Regions from separate parts of the Homo sapiens genome. Here region 2 is linked to region 1. A link is a loop called in an ENCODE intact Hi-C map of the cell type or tissue named here. Cell type or tissue: dorsolateral prefrontal cortex. All regions are shown on one strand. Links, peaks and the distances in the headings refer to the core of each region. The heading gives the core; the rest is flanking DNA. Region 1 has its middle 13 kb from the start of MACF1. Region 2 overlaps MACF1 (microtubule actin crosslinking factor 1).

Region 1 (2,917 bases), core at 250-2,749:
AAGAATATCTAGTCAACCTCAACAGCCATATTACCATTTTAAGTAATCTCTCTCTCTGGCATTTTGACCCTTTTCCCCAATGAAATAATATCTATCTAGTAAGCTTTTTCCAGGAAACTCTGGTAGCCAACATCTTAAAGAAATGGAGAAAAAAATGATACGAAGAAAAGAAGCCCTGTCTATGGGGACTGTTCCAGAATCTTGCCCAGGATTGTTATTTTTGTCCAGAAATATTCTTTTTTTTTTTAATTTTTGAGATGGAATTTCACTCTTGTTGCCCAGACTGTAGTGCAATGGCACAATCTCGGTTCACTGCAACCTCTGCCTCCCGGGTTTAAGCAATTCTCCTGCCTCAGCCTCCCAAGTAGCTGGGATTACAGGCATGCGCCACCATGCCCGTCTAATTTTTTTGTATTTTTGGTAGAGACGGGGTTTCACCATGTTGGCCAGGCTGGTCTCGAACTCCTGACCTCAGGTGATATCCACCCGCCTCGGGTTACAGGCATGAGCCACTGCGCTTCGCCCATAAAGTTCTTAATACAAGTTCACGCCTTTTGTTTCTGCTCTAATATTTTAAAAAACATAGTACTGAATATACAAAGATGTCACAATAGACAAGGAATCCAGCTCATTTATCACTAGATTAGTGTTTCTCTTATTGAGAGCCTAACCCTCAGTGACCCCTACTGGACAAAGATAGATAGACACAGAAGACTAAGTTTTTAAACAACAAAGAAAACTGTGTTGCTTTTATTCTGATGAAATTCTCACACATGGAACTTTCATTATACAAGTTCAAGCTTGTGTCAAAATCTATATACACCTGTAACATAGAAGGCAACAATGCTATGTCCAGTCAGCTCATTCCTTTTATGGGAAACATTATCACCATAAAGTTGGTTGGCTTCACGGCTGCCTCAACAGGATCGTCAGTATTTATGGTTTTGTGATGAGTCCTTATAGAGAAAATAGCAGACAGAAAAGGAGCAGTCACTGGCACACAACTCCTACCCCTCAGTACCTTGCAATTTTTCCATTCCCCGAGGTGACTCACTCTTAACACAGCCCAGACTACTTGCCAGCAGTCAGGGCCACTATGTGTGCCTGGTGAGTAATGCTTTCCCCAGCGTGCATCCTCCCAGCTGCCTCTGACTGAACAAGTCATAAAAGGAAATCTGGGTAACCATTTTTAAGTTTTTTGTTTTTTTCTTTTTTTGAGACAGAGTCTTGCTGTGTCGCCCAGGCTGGAGTGCAGTGGTGAGATATCGGCTCACTGCAATCTCCACTTCCCAGGTTCAAGCAATTCTTGTGCCTCAGTCTCCTGAGTAGCTGGGATTACAGGCATACACCACCACACCCAGCTAATTTTTGTATGTTTAATAGAAACGGAGTTTCACCATGTTGGCCAGGCTGGTCTCGAACTCCTGGCCTCAAGTGATCCACCTGCTTCGGCCTCCCAAAGTGCTGGGAGCCACCGTGCCTGGCCCAGTTTTAAGAACACATGTCCCATCCTAAACACAAGGATAGCTCCTCTCAGCTCCCTGCAGGGACTCAGAGTTGTAATGAATTCCCTCTAATGGCAGCCAGGTGGCAATGCAGAAACAGGCAAAGGCAGAAAAGCCAATGAGTATGATTAAGCCCTTACTCTCTAAAATCTGGGGACCACAGCTTCTACTTTGGATAAAACAAAAAGTAATGGGCATGAAGCAGAGCCATCTGCTATCACACAGCATCACACCCTGTGGCACAGCCCTGATGAAAAGCCCAATCTCAGAAGAAGGAGGCAGCCTCTTAAGTATCTGTCCATCCATCCTTAGGTGTCCCAAGTAGTGGATGAGGAAAACGACAGCATCTGTTTTTTTGATTAGTGACTGGCACATTAATTGAAAAATGGACAACAGTTGTAGTTAAACTTTCTCCCAATAGATGTTCCTGGAGTATCTAATCCTTCAGACATGAATCTATGGAGTTAGTGCAAACATTTTGGAAACAGCTGCCAAGAGCTAGGTAAGTGAGAGAAGTGGAGGAAGGTCTTTGACACAGACAATTTACTTCAAAGCTATCTTAAGCAATAATAATTCCTGATAAATTGTCAAACAGGAAAACTTTAAGTAGGACCCAACTGGGCCTGTACTTTACTGCTAGGTTAAAAAAAAAAAAAAAAAAAGAAAGAAAGAATCACCCCAAATACATCATATCCAGTGAATTTTTAAAATTTTCTTAAAAATCAGAGCACCTTCAATACAGTTGCCTACATTTTTTCCCTACCTATAATCCTTGGGTCTCTGATGCTCATATATGCCTGGGAAGAAAACTATTATCCAGCTTAGTTTTTGTTGTTGTTGTTTTGGGGTTTTTTTGTTTGTTTGTTTTTGAGACACAGTCTCACTCTGTCACTCAGGCTGGAGTGCAGTGGTGCGATCTCAGCTCACTGCAAACTCCACCTCCCAGGTTCAAGCGATTCTCGTGCCTCAGCCTCCCAAGTAGCTGGGATTACAGGCACACCACCACGCCCGGCTAATTTTTGTATTTTTAGTAGAGACGGGGTTTCGCCATGTTGGCCAACCCAGTCTCAAACTCCTGGCCTCAAGTGATCCACCTGCCTCGGCCTCCCAAAGTGCTGGAATTACAGGCCACCGCACCACCTCCAGCTCAGTTTTTGACAAAATCCAGAATACTCAAGATCCTGATTTTTATCAAAAAGAGAGAGAAAGAGAAAAAGAGAGACAGCACAAGGCGGTGGCTCACGTCTGTAATCGCAGTACTTTGGGAGGCCGAGAGGGCAGATTTCTTGAGCCCAGGAGTTCGAGACCACCCTGGGCAACATGGCAAAACCCTGTTGTTATGAAAAAATACAATAAGTTAGCTGGGTGTGGGGATGCACATCTGTAGTCCCAGCTACTCACGCCACTACACT
Region 2 (2,917 bases), core at 330-2,829, 160 kb before region 1:
ATTGCAGTGAGCCAAGACCCTGCCACTGCACTCCAGCCTGGCAACAGACTTGAGACTCCATCTCAAAAAAAAAAAAAATGCAAGTTCTTAACTGTGAAATATGTCACTCATGTGTCCATGAAGACTGTCCCTACTAGGAAAAGCCATGGAAAATTAATTCAATAATTAGAGATTAAACTGTATTTCTGGGTAATAATAAGTAATTTGTACTTTTTATTTGTATGTACTGTGTCTATGTGCTTATACATAGACCTTCTTTCTATTCCAATGGAATATGAGTTCTTTGAGGAGAGCTGTGAGTTTTTGTTTTGAAACATATATTGGGATGTTCTTCCTGAATCTAGAAGACAGTGGGAGTTGTCAGTGTTCCTTACTACCTATACTGTTTATGCCACTACTTAGAGAAGGACTACAGATCATCGTCTAGTTTTAGCCTGTATCAACAACAACCTGATAGCCTCAGCTTCCCACATCATTTCAAGAAAGCTGAGTGACTAGGAGGCTGATGCAGGAGTATCACTGAAGCTAGGTTTTTGAGACCAGCCTGAGCAACAACATAGCAAGACTGTCTCTTAAAAAAAAATTAATGAGGCATGGTGAGTCCACACCTGTTACAGTGAGCTATGATCGTACCACTGCACTTCAGCCTGGGTGGCAAAGTGAGGCCTCATGTCTTTAAAAAATAAAAAAAAGCTGGGCGCAGTGGCTCACGCCTATAATCCCAGCACTTTGGGAGGCCAAGGCGGGTGGATCACGAGGCCAAGAGATCGAGACCATGCTGGCCAACATGGTGAAACCCCGTCTCTACTAAGAATACAAAAATTAGCTGGGTGTGGTGGCGTGCACCTGTAATCCCAGCTACTCAGGAAGCTGAGGAGGAGAATGGCTTGAACCCGGGAGGCAGAGGTTGCAGTGAGCCGAGATTGTGCCACTGCACTCCAGCCTGGTGACAGAGTGAGACTCCGTCTCAAAAAAAAAAAAAAAAAAAAAAAAAGCAGAAGAAAAAAAGAAAGCTGGAATGACAAATATATCTTGCTCAATTAGATAGTGAAGTGGGAGCGGTACTACAACCTTGTCTGTATATCACCTAGGTGTCCTTCATTCTCACCTTCCAACTCATCTACCTATAAGGCAGTTTCCTTCCTAGAATGGAGATACCACTTCATTAGGTTGACTGCTGCCAGCAAAAGGTGTCAGAGGAGCCCTATGACAGCAGAACCATTTTTGCTCTGTCCTCTTATAAGACTACCAGGGCTTTGGGGGACACAGTATAATGGACCTTCGAAAAGCGTCATGCAAGAGGCAGAAATCCTATTAATATAAAATATGACAATGGTCCACAAAGGCCACTGAACACAAGTATTCCAGCTAAGCCAATATTTTTTCTATAAAGGTGTCACCACTAAAATATATGATCCATGTGTTGTAAGTGTCCTAAATATGTAATCTTCTTTCAATCATTCAATAGAATGTGCCTGTATATGCCAGTTGATGCCCTTGAAGATGGTTTACTTGGTTGGCTCACTGGCTTATTTCTAATTCCTGGCATATGGCAGCTATTCAGTAATTACTAAATGAATAAATAAATGAGTAGAAATAAACAGTAAGAAGTGACTTCTGCTTTTTTGTTTTGTTTTGTTACAGAACAGGCAGCCTGTAAGAAACAGTGTGCGTTTTCAAGCCTAGCATCTAGAGGGCAATACAGACAACAAAACAATATCGAATGAGAAATGCTACAAAGTAGGAAAGGGTATAAGAGGAACTTATAGGCTGGGCACCTGTAATCCCAACACTTTGGGAGGTGAGCAAATCACCCGAGGTCAGGAGTTTGAGACCAGTCTGGCCAACATAGTGAAACCCCATCTCTACTAAAAATACAAAACTTAGCTAGGCATGGTGGCACATGCCTGTAATCTTAGCTACTTGGGAGGCTGATGCATGAGAATTGCTTGACTCCAGGAGATGGAGGTTGCGGTGAGCTGGGATCGTGCCACTGCACTCCAGCCTGGGTAACAGAGCAAGACTCTGTCTCAAAAAATAAATAAATAAATAAATAAAAGAAAAGAAAGAAGAGCATATGGGGGAATATATACCCTAACTTTGGTGAGTGGTGGTGAATTAAGGGCTTCCTAGAGGAAGTGAACTCTAAGCTGAGATCTGAAGAATGAGTAAAAATTAACAAATAGCTGGGCCCCCTCCGTTACTTTATGCAATGGAGAAGCAAGTAAGTTCCAAGAGCATGTAAAGGCCCAGAGGAAAGTGAGAGCACAGTTTAGCCAATAAACTGAAAGGAATCAATATAAGCAGATGCTCAAGTATAAAGGAAGGTGACAGATAAGGCCAAATAAGTAGACTAGATCCCAGTGGGTAGGGGCTGAGAGGAGAGTTAACCAGGTAATCTTGAGGGCAACAGGGAACCATAAAAAGGGCTAAGCAAGGATATGGCATTTTAGAAAGATTCCTTAGTAGTAAGGAGAATGGACTGGAAGGTAAAAACCAAGAGGCAAGAAGACCAGTAGAAGCTACTATAATAATAACAGTGAAAGCAGACAGTGGTTCTAAACTACAATAATATCTCAATAAAGATGAAGAAGTATAGCTGACTTTGAAAGAAATATAATTACCATAAGATTTGATGACTGATTTGACATAGGAGAGTGAGAGAGAGAATGGAATCTAGGATGATGTCCAGTTCAGACAATGAAGTGGGAATAAAGGAAAGAGAATGTTTAATTGTGGGAGGAGTATCATAGGAAATAGGAGTTCCATTTTCAGGCTGATGTGCTTATGGGCCCAAGTTGCAAATAGGCAGACAGATTTATATACCGTTTTGAAGCTCGGGACAGAAATCAGGGCTGGAAGGAAATGCATACACAGAATTCATTAGTGCAAATGGCAATTACAGTGTTGTGAGTAG

Evidence for each region. Peaks named below come from ENCODE experiments on the same cell type or tissue, not always from the same donor. Only the 100,000 strongest peaks of a DNase experiment are listed, where the experiment ranks them.
Region 2: a loop joins it to region 1, with 3.0 times the contacts of the local background. A loop is called at or near these places in 3 of 110 quality-filtered maps.

The regions. Positions count from the first base shown.
Region 1 is chr1:39,190,450-39,193,366 of GRCh38, reverse strand. It overlaps a transcript of MACF1 not described here. Among named protein-coding and RNA genes, the nearest start is that of MACF1, 13 kb to the left of the region's middle. RefSeq lists an enhancer at 1,317-1,859. In dorsolateral prefrontal cortex, for the core only: CTCF peaks have their summits at 700 (motif pointing left), 1,379 and 1,579; DNase peaks (open chromatin) are centred at 1,106 and 1,586; H3K4me3 peaks cover 631 bases; H3K27ac peaks cover 2,420 bases.
Region 2 is chr1:39,353,538-39,356,454 of GRCh38, reverse strand. The region is part of intron 44 of MACF1 (microtubule actin crosslinking factor 1); the gene reads right to left. Among named protein-coding and RNA genes, the nearest start is that of BMP8A, 140 kb to the left of the region's middle. In dorsolateral prefrontal cortex, for the core only: a CTCF peak has its summit at 1,693; no DNase peak of the experiment used is centred there; H3K27ac peaks cover 531 bases.